Linked DNA regions of Homo sapiens: regions 1 and 2 are each linked to region 3. Evidence: chromatin contacts called from ENCODE Hi-C data. All regions are on one chromosome and are shown on one strand. The core of a region is the stretch at or near the end of the contact, and the rest is flanking DNA. Distances in the headings are between cores, read along the strand shown. Region 1 holds the start of NOS3 (nitric oxide synthase 3). Region 2 holds the start of AOC1 (amine oxidase copper containing 1). Region 3 holds the start of GIMAP4 (GTPase, IMAP family member 4).

Region 1 (4,770 bases), core at 1,447-3,946, 420 kb before region 3:
AGGGGGCTCTCCAGTGCTGGCCCTCGCCCCGCCCCTATCCCATACACAATGGGACAGGAACAAGCCCGGCTGGGAGGCTCTAAAGCCTCAGCTCCACGCCCGCTGGCCTGAAGGGTGGGGGGCCGGACGCCTGGGTTCCGCTGTGAGGACTGAGGCTGATAAGTGGGAGCCCAGGTGTCCAGCAGAGCCCTGGGGCTGCAGCATGGGGGCTGGGGCATTGGGGAGTGGCAGGGTAGAGCCACCAGGGGGTCATAAAGGTCCTTCTGTGATGTGGCACCAGACGGAAGGGCCTTCGGCCTCACCCCTGTGTGCCTTTCCCTGGAGGGTTGGGCAGAAGGTGAGCACCGTTTCTGTAGCAGGGGATGGCAGCCCACACTCTCAGTGACCACAGGGACCTCTAGGGTCATGCAGGTTCTCTCCTTCACCTCCCCCCATACATACAAGAACTCCTGGATCCCCACCCTTGAGTCCTTTTGGGTTCTTGGGGATAGAGGCCCAGCAAGGATGTAGTGACTTTTTGTCCTTGAGTCTGACATTAGGGTATCCCTTCCCCTCCCAGCCCCAATTTCCTGGAACCCCCACACCCCCATGACTCAAGTGGGGGACACAAAAGAGCAGGAAGCTGCCTTCCAGTGCCTCCACCCCCACCCTGTCATTCAGTGACGCACGCTTCCCGGGGCCGCAGGTCAGCAGAGAGACTAGGGCTGAGGCAGGGTCAGCCGGCCAGGGAAGAGCTTGATGCCCTGGTGGGAGCATGGGGGACTAGGGAAACTACAGTTCCCAGAATGCAGGTGGGGTACACCAGCACTCTCCAGGCACTTCAGGCCAGAGTGCATGCTGGGGTTTGTAGTTCTGTGCCATCTGAGGGGCTGGAGAAAGGCCACTAGCTGGGCATCTGGTCCACAGGGGTCGAAGCCTCGTGATTTCGAGACCTCAGAGACTGAGAGAAAGTTTAAGAAAGAAACGGAAGCTGAGAGACTGGGAGAGGCAGAGACTAGGAGCAGCAGACAGACAGACAAACAAACAAGAGGATTTGTGTTGGCCAGACTCCTCTGAAAAGCAGTGGAGGATAAGGTTGGGGTGGGCCTGGGTGGGGGGCCGGCAGGCGGAAGGAACGGGCTGTGCTCAGAGCTCTGGGGTCACACCAAGAAGGTGGGGTCTGCCAGTTTTGGAGGATGGAGGGTGAAGGGGCCTCATAAGCTGCTCCTGGACACTAGTGTGCCCTGCTGCCCCTGTCTCAGGAGGAGGGAGATGGAAGGGCGGCATTCAGCCTGGGCTTTGTCCCATGACCCCAAGCCTGAGGCCCCACCACACCCCACCACCTCGCCTTCCCAGTGAGGCAGGGGATGGGATCCAGCCCCTACTTTTCAGGCATCTTCTACCATGCTGGAGGAGACAACAGATCCCAAGTCTGGCTTCCATATTAAGCCACCATTTGAAATGTGCATGACCAAGGATGACTCATTTTCCTAGGTCCCAGTTAATGGAGCTGTGACTGGCATCCTCAGGGTCAAGGTGACAGGCAGCATCAGATGCTGACATCCTTCTGTCTTTTTTTTTTTTTTAGACAGAGTCTTGCTCTGTCACCCAGGCTGGAGTGCAGTGGTGTGATCTTGGTTCATTGCAACCTCTGCCTCCCGGAGTGATTCTCATGCCTCAGCCTCCCGAGGACGACAGGCACCCACCACCACGCCTGGCTAATTTTTTTTTTTTTTTGAGACAGAGTCTCGCTTTTGTTGTCCAGGCTGGAATGCAATGGTGCTATCTCAGCTCACTGTAACCTCCGCCTCCTGGGTTCAAGCGATTCTCCTGACCCAGCCTCCTGAGTAGCTGAGATTACAGGTACCCACCACCACGCCCGGCTAATTTTTATAATTTTATTAGAGACAGGGTTTCACCATGTTGACCAGGCTGGTCTCGAACTCCTGACCTCAGGTGATCCACCTGCCTCGACCTCCCAATGGGCTGGGATTCCAGGTGTGAGCCACCATGGATGGCCATTGTCTTCTTGCCTGCACCACTGGCTGTGGCCCGTCCCTGTGGCCACCTGACCCCTCCCAGGCCTTCCAGTCCCATCTGGGCTCCACACTCTGCTAGATTCTTCTGGAAAGCAGGGCTTACCTTACGCTTTGGCACTACCCAAAACCCTCAGCCAAGAACAAAGCCACTCCAGCACATTGGCCTGGCCCTCATTTTCCTTGGTGCACTGCTTGAATCCTCTGTTCTAGACAAATGGGCTTTCTCGTGTCTCCCTAATGGTCCTGTGCTTCCCTGCCCCTGGGCCGCTGCTGTGCTGTTCCCTCCACCTCTCCCTTCCGCCTCTGACAAATGAAAATCTTTTTCTTCCTTGAGGCCCAGCCTGGGCAGCTCTGGAGGTGCACCACCCAGGCCTCCCTCTTAGAGAGCAGGTACCTGCTGCAGAAGGTGCTGGTGGCTGACAGCTTCCAGATGCCAGCCTTCAGTCCAAGGCCATGTGCTTCCCTGGAGTCTTGTGTAGGATATAATAAATTCCTCTTCTAAGGTTTTAGCCTGTAAATTAAGTACAATGAGTTCTGAGATCCTCTCCAAAGATCCAATGCATCAGTATGTTCAGCTTTGTTCTTCATCTTAAAGTTTAACTTTCATGTTCTCTTCGTCTCCTTGCCCCTAGTTTCAGTAAACAACCCCCTCCTAGCTTCTATCACCTGCTCCGAACTGAGTCACCACTGGTCACCTGCTCTGACCTGAGTCATCCTGAGTCACCTGTTCTGTGACCGTCCTTCCTGCCAAACTACTTACCCTGCCAATCCGGCTCTTACCCCTGCTCTCTTTAAAATAGCCAGTAACAATTAGCTCAGACGGTGTGGTCCAACCCTAGCCAATAGGGGAACAACACAGCTGTAGGGGCTACCTGCCTTAGGGATAAAAACCCCTTCCCTTCCCTTGTTCAGGTGTGCTCTTGCCATTGCTCCATCTGTGAGATGCACCCTTCTATAGAAGTAAAATTGCCTTGCTGGGAACATTTATATCTGAGTGCTATTTCTTTTGTGGCACCGAAAATTTATTTCTAACACTTAGACAGTAACTGAGCCCCGGGGCGTCTGTGGGCGTAACATCCCCCGCTGGGCTGATGTGAGGCCCTTCTTCTTCTTCCCTCCTCTGCAGGTGTGAGCCTGGCATTGTGGGCCTGATCCTTCCCCTGCCCAACTCACTCCTGCTCCCGGTCCCTGTTATCTTTCTCAGGCATTGCCCGCAGTATTCCTCTTATGCTTCCAACTCCTGGGACTCTGCTTCCTGAAGGACCCAACCAACACAGTCGCAGGATGACTCCTCTGTGAGGTCTTCCTTACGTCCCCTTCTCCATGATCTCTGGGTGGCTGTCACCCTGTCCCCAAGGCCCCGGGGACAGCTCTTTCTCTGGGCCCTCCTGGTCGTGGTTTTTGGGCAGCTTGCTCTGTAAGTGTGGGTTCTCACTTAAATGAACCTGTGTGCTCTGAACCTGTGTGCTCTGGAAGACACAGGTCAGTTCCTCTCTGTGGGGATCCTCTGCTGGGTTGAGCTCCTGCACTGAGTGGGATTGCTTCATACATTGGCTTGTTTTGTTGCAAATGTGTGCAGCCGCCTGGGGACTGGAAGCTGTGCTCTGGAGGCAATGGAGAGGGTCCACTGAGAAGGGAATTGGCTGAGGCTAGATGGGTCTGTGTGGGCAGAAAGAAGTCAGTCTAGGTGAAGGGGAGGAGTGCAAGAAGGAGCACTCTGTGGCCACAGGGAGGATGGGTTACAGTTCAGTACAGCCAGCACTGAAGGCTGAGGGTCACAGGGAGGATGGGGTCCAGTTCAGTACAGTCAGCGCTGAAAGCTGAGGGTCAGAGTAGGCCTGGATTGGGTTTGAATTGGGGCAGAGGATGCCATGGCAGGGTCTTAAGAAAAGGAGGAAAAAAAAAAGTTAAACAGACAGAAAAAGTCAGAGATGAATGCTCTCTGGACAGGGGATTCCCTGCTTCCCCTTTCTTGGGCCGTGGCCAGTGTTGTCCGGAGTGTCCTGCCTTCCATCAGGGTGCTCTGATGAGAACAGTTGATTCCCCCGCCTGTCGGAGGAGGCCTGCCGTCCCCAGGGCTCTGCCTGGTGCTGGCCTGCTCTATGCCTGCAGCCCTGCCAAGAATGATGCCCATGCATCTTAGTGGCTGACTGCTCATATTGGTAACCATGTTTTAAAGAGGACTTTCCGAAAAAACAGTTTTCAAGGTTGGAGATTTGGTGTTCGGCTGAAAGAATTTCCATCTTCAATCATGAGATCTGAAGCTGAATGGGCTTTGGAGATGATCTGGTTGGGAACTGAGCCCCCTTGTCCCTGACAGTGGCTGTGTTTCCGCCTCGGGGAGGGCTGGCCCAGACCCCAGGGGTAAGGTGACAGCCTTCTGTGGGTGAGTAGGGATCCCTCCCTGGGGAGGGCTGTGCCCTGTGCCCCCTGCCCCCTCCATAATGCCAAAGAGGCGGCAAATCTTGCCCCTGCCTTCCCTCTCAGACCAGAGTGCTCTGCAGGGCTGGGCGGGGGACGCCTTGACCTTGGAGGGCTGTGCTGGGAAGGGAAGGCCTTGGGCCTGGGGTGTGTGCATGGGGGCCTGGGTGGTGAGGGCAGGGGTGACTGAGCGGAAGTCCCTGACTCTTTATAGCCCAGCCCGGGGCTGTTCAGTGTGAGCTGGAAGTACCCCACCCTTGCACTATGAGCAGCTTCCTTCCTGCCTGCTGGCAAGGACGGGTGGGGAGCGGGGAAAGGAGGGAAGGGAGGC
Region 2 (4,454 bases), core at 1,704-4,203, 290 kb before region 3:
AAAATCCTGTGCTTGTAGCTGTGAGCCTCCTGCAGGGCTGGGAGACGTGGTGGCCACAGCTCTGTCTTCCCATGTGCTGTGTGCGGAGTCTCTGGGAGACTGTTACTCTTGCCTGTTGCGCTGTTGCTACAGATGCTGGCTGGAGCTGTCTCCCAGCCTTAGTTTCTCCAGACCCTAACTTGTCCTCCTAGGTGATGTGGGCCTCCCTGGAAGGCTGCCGTCACCGTGAAATTTCCCTACAGAAGCACTGCCTTTGCCACCTTGCACCCCCTTCCTCAAGGCTCTGGGTTGAGCTGGGAGCCCCGCTTCAGGATTCCTCCCTGTCTCAGCTGTGCTTTTCACTTCCTGCAAGCAGTGCCTGAGGCACAGACACTTGATTTATAAGGTGGATGCATGAGTGGGTTGGACTCTGAGAGATCCTTGTTTTCATATTTTCATAGGTAGTTGCCTTTTGCTCCCTAAATCAGAAGCCCTGGGGGTAAACCTGGAGAAAACTCGTTCTCCTGTGCAGACAGACAGGTAGCAGAGAGGGTTAATCCACTCCTGTCTCAGACCTCTGCCTGGCCCAGCCTCTTCCCAGGGGGCCCAGGCTGCCTGCAAGGGAGGCCCCGAGGATTTCACCTGGAAAGTCGGCGGCACAGGGTGTGAGGTGTAACTGAGGTGCAGCAGCTCCACTTTGGGTGTATCGTGGAGTGACCCACTGAGGAAACCTGACCATCATGAGCGCTTTTCATTTCTTGCTTTTGTTTTTGGAAAATGCATTTACACATCACATTTCCGAAGCACAAGCGTTGGGAACACAACCCATGTGTTAACTAGAGGCCCTGTTTTCCCGTGGCTTTTTTCCTCCAGAGAAGCTCAGCTGCACATTGTCCCTTCCCACCCGACTCTGGGCCAGTGTCACATCCTTTGCCACCTTTTGAGGTCAGCTGAAACCCCGCACTGCCGAGGAATGCTGTTTTTGGCCCCAACTAACATACTTCTCCACTAGTCCCCTTAGCACTTTGTATTTAATTTGTACACGATGGGCAGTTCTTGATTCATAGACAAATGAAAGGTGTTGGCTGGGCCTGTTCCATCACCCGAGGGCTCTCTAGCCCTGGAGGCCACGGTAAAGGCTGATCTGAGATGTCCTTCTCTCCCTTTCCCATGCCCCTCTCCCCGAGGGCTCTCCCCTTGCCCTCGTTTTGCTCCATGGTCATGGCCTCTCATGGGGATGTCCCTCTAGTTGCCTTGTCTTGCCCTCTGGTGCTGGCAGAAGACCCTGGAACCCACATGATCTTGGGCTCTCGGAGGCCCTGCTTACCTGGAGGGAGCAGGTGAGGCAGGGGCTGCAGGCGGAACCCAGAGCCAGCAGGAAGGATATGAGGTGAGTTCTTGTGTTCTCCTATTAAATATTGGCCAGGCCTCTTTTTTTTCTTCTTTAAATAGACTATTTTTTCTTTTTCCTGAGACAGTCTTGCTCTGTAGCCCAGGCTGGAGTGCAGTGATGCGATCTTGGCTCACTGCTACCTCTGCCTCCCAGGTTCAAGCAATTCTCCTGCCTCAGCCTCTGGAATAGTTGGGATTACAGGTGTGCACCACCATGCCCGGCTAATTTTTTGTTTTTAGTAGAGATGGTGTTTCACCGTGTTGGTCAGGCTGGTCTTGAATTCCTGACCTCAAGTGGTCCACCTGCCTCAGCCTCCCAAAGTGCTGGGATTACAGGCATGAGCCACCAGGCCTGGCCCCAAATAGACTTCTTATTAGACTTAAATAAATAAATAAATAAATATATATATATATATATATATATATATATATATATAGTCAGGATCTCACTATGTTGCCCAGGCTGGTCTTGAACTCCTGGGCTCAAGTGATCCTCCTGCGTTGGCCTCCCAAAGTGCTGGGATTATAGTAGACTTTTTTTTTAATAGACTTTTAAAAATAGACTTTAATAGATTTCTTAATAGACTTTATAAAGTCTGTTAAAAGTCTTTAAAAAGTCTATTAAAAGTCTTTTAACAAACTTTATAAAGTCTATTAAAGTCTTTTAAATAGGAGTCTTTTAAAGAGGAATTTTAGGTTCATAGCAAAATTGAGCGAAAGGTACTGAGAGTTTCTGTATACTCACAGCCCCTACACACGCAGCCTCCCCACTATCAATATCCACACCAGAGCCATACATTTGTGGCTGATGAACCTGCACATCACTCTCACCCAGAGCCCACAGTTTACATCAGGACTCACTCTTGCTGCTGCATATTCTATGGGTTGGACAAACGGACAATGACATGGATCCACCATTAGAATATCACACAGAATAGTTCCACCTCCCCCAAAATCTTCTGTGCTCCACCTCTTCCTCCGAAACCCTAGCAATCACTGCTCTTTTTATTGTCTCCATAGTTTTGCCTTTTCCAGAACGTCCTGTATTTGGAATCTTACAGTCTGCAGCCTTTTCAGATTGGCTTCTTTTGCTTGGCAGTGTGCATTTAGGGTACCTCCATGTCCTTTCACGGCTGGGTCTCCTTTTTTACAACCTCTTATACCCACGTTTCTTTTTGCTTTTCCAGGAAGGAGAAAGATGTGGAAGAGACCTTTGCTTTCCCCAGGACAAACCTCTGTCCCCATGTGCAGTGGCAGTGGGGGTGGTGGCTGGTGAGACCTCCAGGCAGGAACAGGAAGCAAGCCCTCTCCCTGCTCACCCTCCTCTCTGAGCTTTCCCCACTCCACCCTGGCCGGCTGTTGCCTGCCACCAAGCACCCGGGCACCTTCTGTGATGTGCTGGGCTCCCGCCCTCACTTCCTGGCCCTCCTCCCTCTGTGTCCTGTTTCTTCTGCCCCTCACTCTGTGCCCTCCTTCCACTGCTTTTCTGTCCTCCAGGTCAGCCCCTTCTTGACTCTCCCGAATACCCATCAGAACGCACCTGTGTGCTCTGCTCCCAGTTCGCTCTGCTTCCAGCCTTTGCCCTTAAGCTGATCTCTGACTCCTTCTTGAAGTCAATCAGACCCCGCCCTGCAGGGAGGGACAAGGTGAGGCCTGAGCTGGCCTAGGAGGGGCCTATGGCTTGGGAGGTGCCTCTGTGGGCAGCTACAGTGGCGAGAGTGGGTTTGAGGAAGCTGGCTGTGCAGCACACTTGTCCTGAGTCTGTTTCCAGACAAGTGCCGCCTTCCACAAGAATTTGCCTTGGCTTCTCTGTGACGAGCCATGCAATGCCACGATCTGTTAATTTAGGTGGCATATTTTAGAGGCAGAGATAAGGACAAGGGGCCATTTCCTAGCCGGTAGTCTTACCTGAAGCTGACAGATGGACCAGGGCAGGGGCTGATAGAGGCTGGCACCCACAGCAAAACAGAGAATTCAACCGCTCCTAGAACAAGACACCAGAGGCAGAACCGTTTGGGAGGAGCAGCCACTCAAGACGAGTTGCAAACTTTGGCGGCTTTTTAACGATCTTTGAGACCCTGACCAGATTCAGAAAGGAGGAAGGACTTGGCTGGGAGAAAGCTGGCCAGGGTAGCTAAGGCTATGGCACAGAGCGGAGAGGGGAGAGGACACTGGGGCAGGTAGTGCCCATGCAGTGGGCGGACAGTGCTAACGCCCACTTAGTCAGGTTGAGAAGGGCGAACGTGGTGACCGGGGTAACTCCTAGTTGGAAAGGAAAGAATAGAGTCAGGAAAAGTTCGTGGCTCAGGAGTGCCAAGGGGTCATCATCCCCCATTACCAAGGTTTGGTTGCTCAGGGATTGCACACCGCTTTGTGGTTATAGGGGTTTTGTATTTCTCATCATCATCCTTCCTGCTGCCCGCAATGCAAGCCATTTCAGTGTGCACTGGCAGCTAGATGAAGGAAGGTGAACACACTTAGTCAACTTGAAGCTTGCTTGCAATTCCAGAAGGTCTTTGGTGTTTCTGAGGAAGGGGATTTGCCTTCCATGTTAAAATGATGATTGATACAAAGACAATGAATGCTAACGTCTTTCACCCTCAGTGTTCAAGAGGACTGTGAGTTATGTATTCTCAGTTATGGGCTCACCAACTCCGCAGAGAATTGGGGGGATTTGGATTAGAAGAGAGTTTCAGGAACAACCTGATTTTGAGGACTACAATCTGTTTCCATTCCACAAAGGAAACTGCGACAAAGTTAATGGAGTGAGGATGGATCGAGAAAAGAGACTTGCAAAGATTTAAAGGGAAAGGGGCCACATGCACATGATGGAGTTAGACCCTTTCACACACGGAAACGGACTCGAAAGGGACCAAAGACATACATGTAAGAGCTAAAACTGTAAAACTCTTAAAAAGAAAACATAGGAGTAAATCTGCTTGACTTTACATCTAATTCTTGGATGTGACCTCAAAGCACAAATAACCAAAGAAAAAAAAATAGATAAATTGACATCATCAGTATTAAAAGACTTTTATGCTTCAAAGGACACCCACAGGAAAATGAAAAGACAAAGCATAGAA
Region 3 (4,502 bases), core at 1,841-4,340:
TATGGGTAAGGAAGAAAATGGAGGGTCATGTGATACACTGAATGAGCCAGCCAGTTTAATTTGTTGGTTATAGTGAGACCACCAGGAGCTGGGAAATTAGATACCAGGGTGAGGGACAATTACTCCCACATTCCTCATTCCCAGTTCTCCTCCAGGCTGAAGAAAGGGGCAGAAAAACAATCAGATAGGCTACAACCAGCTGTTCTGGTGTGTCCATGTTGTAGGAAGCAGGAGGTAAGAAACTGTGCCGAGCCCTGGGTCAATCAGAGGATATTTAATCTCTCTTCTGCTTAGCTGCTTAGCCACACCATGGGCAGAAAGTGCAGAGGGTCAAGAAAGATGAAAGAGCAGGTCAAATGAGGAGAAAATGAGAAAAGAGGTTGGAAATATTTTTCTCCTGCTCAAATGGGGACTGGGTGGCAAGGCAGGAGAACCCCACCCCTATTCCCCCCCAAATCCCCCACCCCCACCTGCTAACCTCCCTGCAGCCTGGTCTGGGGAGCACTGAATGCCCTCTCACCATAACTGGCCCCTGGTGTGCTGGGGTTGAAGCTCATACTGCCGTATTGGGCTGCCATTGTCGCTTGAACTCCTGTAGATCAAGAAACATAACCATGTCATTTTAGGGAAATGGAAGCAACTAGAATCCCTGACTGCCTGTAGTCAACAACAACTTTCTTTTTGCCATGAGCTTGCTACATTGATTTCTCCTGCTCCATTTCCCAAAAGTCTCCTCAACCCTCCATTTTCAGTTTCATTTTCAGATTGTTCCTTTTTCTTTACACAAACATAAATGCTTCCAGTGCTTCCTCACAGGGGTTCTGGCCCCTTCCCCCCTCTATCTAGAGATTCGTGGCTTGGATGTGTTTATATGAGGTCTGTAGCCTACACCCTCCTCAGAGTTCCAAACTTTTATATCTCCCTCAGCTTATAAAAGTTCCAAACTTTTGTATCTCACTCCATTTGGCTATTTCATGGGCATCTCAAACAGAACCTGGCCGAAATTAAGCCCTGACCTCCACATCCTGTCTGCCTTCCTGGCTCCCCGCTCAGCAGATGGCACCAACATCTAGCCCCGTGGCTCCTGCAGAACTTTGGGGTCATCTACAACTCTTTTATCCTCTCTCTCTCATCAGCCCATCACCAAATCCTATTGATTCCACTTCCAAAAAACTCGAAATTACCCATTTCTCTCCATCTTTGTGCTAATACAACCCACTGTCAATTGTATACAACTTAACAGGCTTCTAATTGATCATCTCCCCTTCAATCCCTTTTCTACTCTACAATCAGATGTTCTTTTAAAACTAAAATTTGATATTTTTTCTTGTTTAAATTTCCTAGTGGCTTACTATTGGTTTCAAAATAACTGAAGTCCTCAGAATGGCCCATAGGCCCTGTGTGATCAGCTCTCTCCTCTCTCCTATGTGTGAGCCACACTACCCTCAATGTTCTGGAAATCTAGGCTCCTTCCACCTTCAAGGCCTTTGCAGTTATCATTCCTTCTCTTTGGAGCACTCACCCTCCAACCTAGTGCCCAGCTTGTTCCTGCTCAACCCGCAGGCCTCGGCTCTCCAGAGAGTCTTCCCCAACACCACTGTCTACCAGCAACACCCTCTGTTATGATCCACTGCACCCCAGAGGCTTCTTACAGAATATGTATTACTTTAGGAAGTTAATTGCTTGATTTTTTTACTGTCTCCTCTTATACTACAAGCTTTGTGATGAGAAGACCACATATGTCTTGTATTTCTCATTATTCCCTGGGGACAAGCACAATACTGGGCAAAGAATGGTTATCGATCATTGTTAAATAAATAAATGGATAATCTCCCTGCTTCTTGCCTTTGATTGATCATTATGTCCAGCCCACATCTGATCTGTGAAAATGACAATCCATTCCTTTATTAATTAATATGTAGTGTTATAGAAACATGGTATTAATTTTAAATGTTTTATTTCATTGCTACCTACAAACATTTTGCAATGGAGAAAGATATTTGAAGAACTCTTATTGGAGCAGACTTTGAACAAAACAGGCAGAAAATGGTAGTTGTTAAAGACAGAGTCACCTCATAGGAAGCCAACAAATATGAAACACTGTGAAAAGCCAGATATTTCTTTTGAATGACTATTTCTTTATCCTTCAAGAATAGGGTATAGGAAACAGCTTCTTGTAAACAAGAGAAATCATGGCATTTTTTAAAAATCAGCTTTGGTGGCTGGTGTTAGGAGAGAGGATAGGACACCAGCAAGAAGAAAACAATACTGTGACATTCTGGGTTTTTGTGACATTCTCTGGGTGTTTCTTCATATCCTCCTTCTAGTGTGTGGGCTCTTTAATGCTGCTCTGCTGTTAATAATTCAGAGGCAAAGCCAGGAGACTGTGCTTCTGTAGGTGCTGACTTCAGGTGGCTGAATTCTCCTCTCTCTGCCTAAGGAACAAGCACCCATCAGCATCCAGCTTCTCCTGAACTGTAGAGAGTCACACCAGGTGGCATCTCCCTCCTCCTACCCGCTAAAGGGGAGCTCAATGCCCAGTAAACCCAGGACTGTCCCTGAGGAGACAGTTTCCCTAACGGGCAGCTCCGAGCAGACAGTTAACCCTGTAACAAGACCTCAGACTGCAGAGCCTCCAATCCTGACCTGGGTGCAGTCTTTGTGGGGCCACATATGGAGCTGTGCCCCTTACACATCCCAATGTTCCTCTTCCCACCAGCTCCCCCAGAGCTAATTCTGTCCGCTCACCCAACTTTATCCCTGGAAGAATCAAAGTTTCTATATAAATTCCACAACCAGCGAGAGGAAACATTTATTTGTAAAACAAGTATCCTCTGAGCAGCAATCTCTGGAAGAGGCATTGATTTGTAGGGCTCAGCCTTGAAAACAGATCACAGCCTAAAATTAGCAAAGCCAGGAAACGGGAACCAGCGAGAATATAGTCTGAAAACATGTTTACCAGACGATTTAAGATACAGGTCCCTCCTCACCAAAATCGCACATTCGTCCCGACCCCCACCACACACACCCCTATTCCCTTACCTGAAAAATCAGGATCTTGCACCCCTCTCTGATTTTGCACACAATACTAAGCCAGGATGTTGAGAAACAGGAGAAGAGAGGAAGTGAGGGGAGGAGCTGTCCAGATTTACTTGTGCAAGGGACCTGCCCACCTGATCATCCAGCAGCTCTAATAGAACTTTCTGCAGGGATGGGGTTGTTCTGTGCTGTCCAAGATGGTGACCCTTAGCCACACGTGACTACTGAGCGCTTGAAATGTGACGAGTGTGATTGCAGTTCTGAATTTTAAATTTTATTTTGTTTCAATTTATTTAAAGTTAAATAGCTACTCCATTGTCAGAATTCTAAAAGGCAAAGTCAGGCAGAACAACTTGCACCAGGCATTTTCCCCAGAAGGAAAGAAGGAATATTCAGCTTGGTATGCCTGGTGGCTACCATACTGAACCTTGCAAAGGCTCTGCAGTGAGACAAAAAACATGGGTCATGCTGTGACATTCTGGAAGAAACTTCTGGGCCAAAACTAGAGAGTTATCAGTTATTCTGAAAGACCCTTGAGCCCCTGAACCCCTGCTCAGCACAACAGGCCTCCCAGCTAAGCCCCCATACCCCTTTCTCCCAGTACCTCAGGTATGTCCTCTGAGTCCACAGTGTGTCCTTATTTCCAGGGTATGTCCATGAGTCATCTGCTAGAAGCAAAAGAGAGTAAATGACTTTCACTGGACTGACTAGGATGGGCCCAAAATTCACCTCCTGAGATGGTCCTGGAACCACTGAAATATTCTAAACACTGACATCTGACACTACTTACCACTAAAATGGAAACTTTGAGAGTATTGTAATGGGGTCCCAGCTCACCGTTATAACCAGTTATTTTTCCATTGTAAAAGGGGTCTCAATTTACCATTATACCCCACAGCTGAGACCTTATTTAGAATTACATAGCACTTTAGTAATTATAAAATTGCTAATAATTCTAAAGAGAACTGTAAGAGAAAGACATACATTTCTTTGAGGATAGAATGTGATTGGCCCTGGGTATACAAGCACAGGATGGCTACACTAAAAAGCAGAACAAGGCAATGGAATACATCTTGCACCAACAGTAAGGATAATTTACATTCCAGAGCAACATGACTTAAATAACAAAGACCACTTGGTCCCTTGGTTTGACAGGCAAACGAAGGCAAGTCCAAAAGAACAGGCAGCATGAGAAAGCATCTCCGCGATTCTGAACTGAGATACCTTAAAAGACTAGGATTATATTTTGTTTCTGAAGCCTAAACCTGGCTAGAAGGTATATATTATTCTATTTAATTACAGAAATTGATGCAAAATATAGTATTTATTTTTAGTACTATTAAAGCACTGGATCATTACTTAGGGAATCTTTATTCAGGTTACAGGGATCACTGCAGTAGGAAAGTTCTCTGTTAGGGACTACATTTGCAGTGAGCACCACGTTTCATCTAATGCTTTAACAA

What was found. A loop is a pair of places that touch in the nucleus more often than their neighbours do.
Region 1: a loop to region 3 is called in a map of endothelial cell of umbilical vein, with 2.5 times the contacts of the local background. The contact joins the promoter of NOS3 here to the promoter of GIMAP4 in region 3. A Hi-C loop is called at or near these places in 1 of 168 maps with a recorded cell type or tissue (endothelial cell of umbilical vein).
Region 2: a map of left colon shows a loop between it and region 3 (4-fold over the local background). The contact joins the promoter of AOC1 here to the promoter of GIMAP4 in region 3. A Hi-C loop is called at or near these places in 1 of 168 maps with a recorded cell type or tissue (left colon).

Annotation. Positions count from the first base shown.
Region 1 is chr7:150,988,943-150,993,712 of GRCh38, reverse strand. NOS3 (nitric oxide synthase 3) reads right to left here and starts at 2,696. Exons shown (of 27, transcript NM_000603.5): 1 at 2,413-2,696. RefSeq lists cis regulatory regions at 1-5, 36-42, 441-447, 1,454-1,474, enhancers at 1-54, 4,615-4,770, promoters at 1-131, 1-967, 1-1,534, 2,476-3,344 and a silencer at 707-737.
Region 2 is chr7:150,851,016-150,855,469 of GRCh38, reverse strand. It overlaps AOC1 (amine oxidase copper containing 1), which reads right to left and starts at 2,953. Exons shown (of 5, transcript NM_001091.4): 1 at 2,912-2,953. The region is part of intron 1 of LOC105375567 (a long non-coding RNA gene); the gene reads left to right. RefSeq lists an enhancer at 2,800-3,371.
Region 3 is chr7:150,565,978-150,570,479 of GRCh38, reverse strand. GIMAP4 (GTPase, IMAP family member 4) reads right to left here and starts at 3,090. Exons shown (of 3, transcript NM_018326.3): 1 at 3,043-3,090; 2 at 521-592. The coding sequence starts at 578.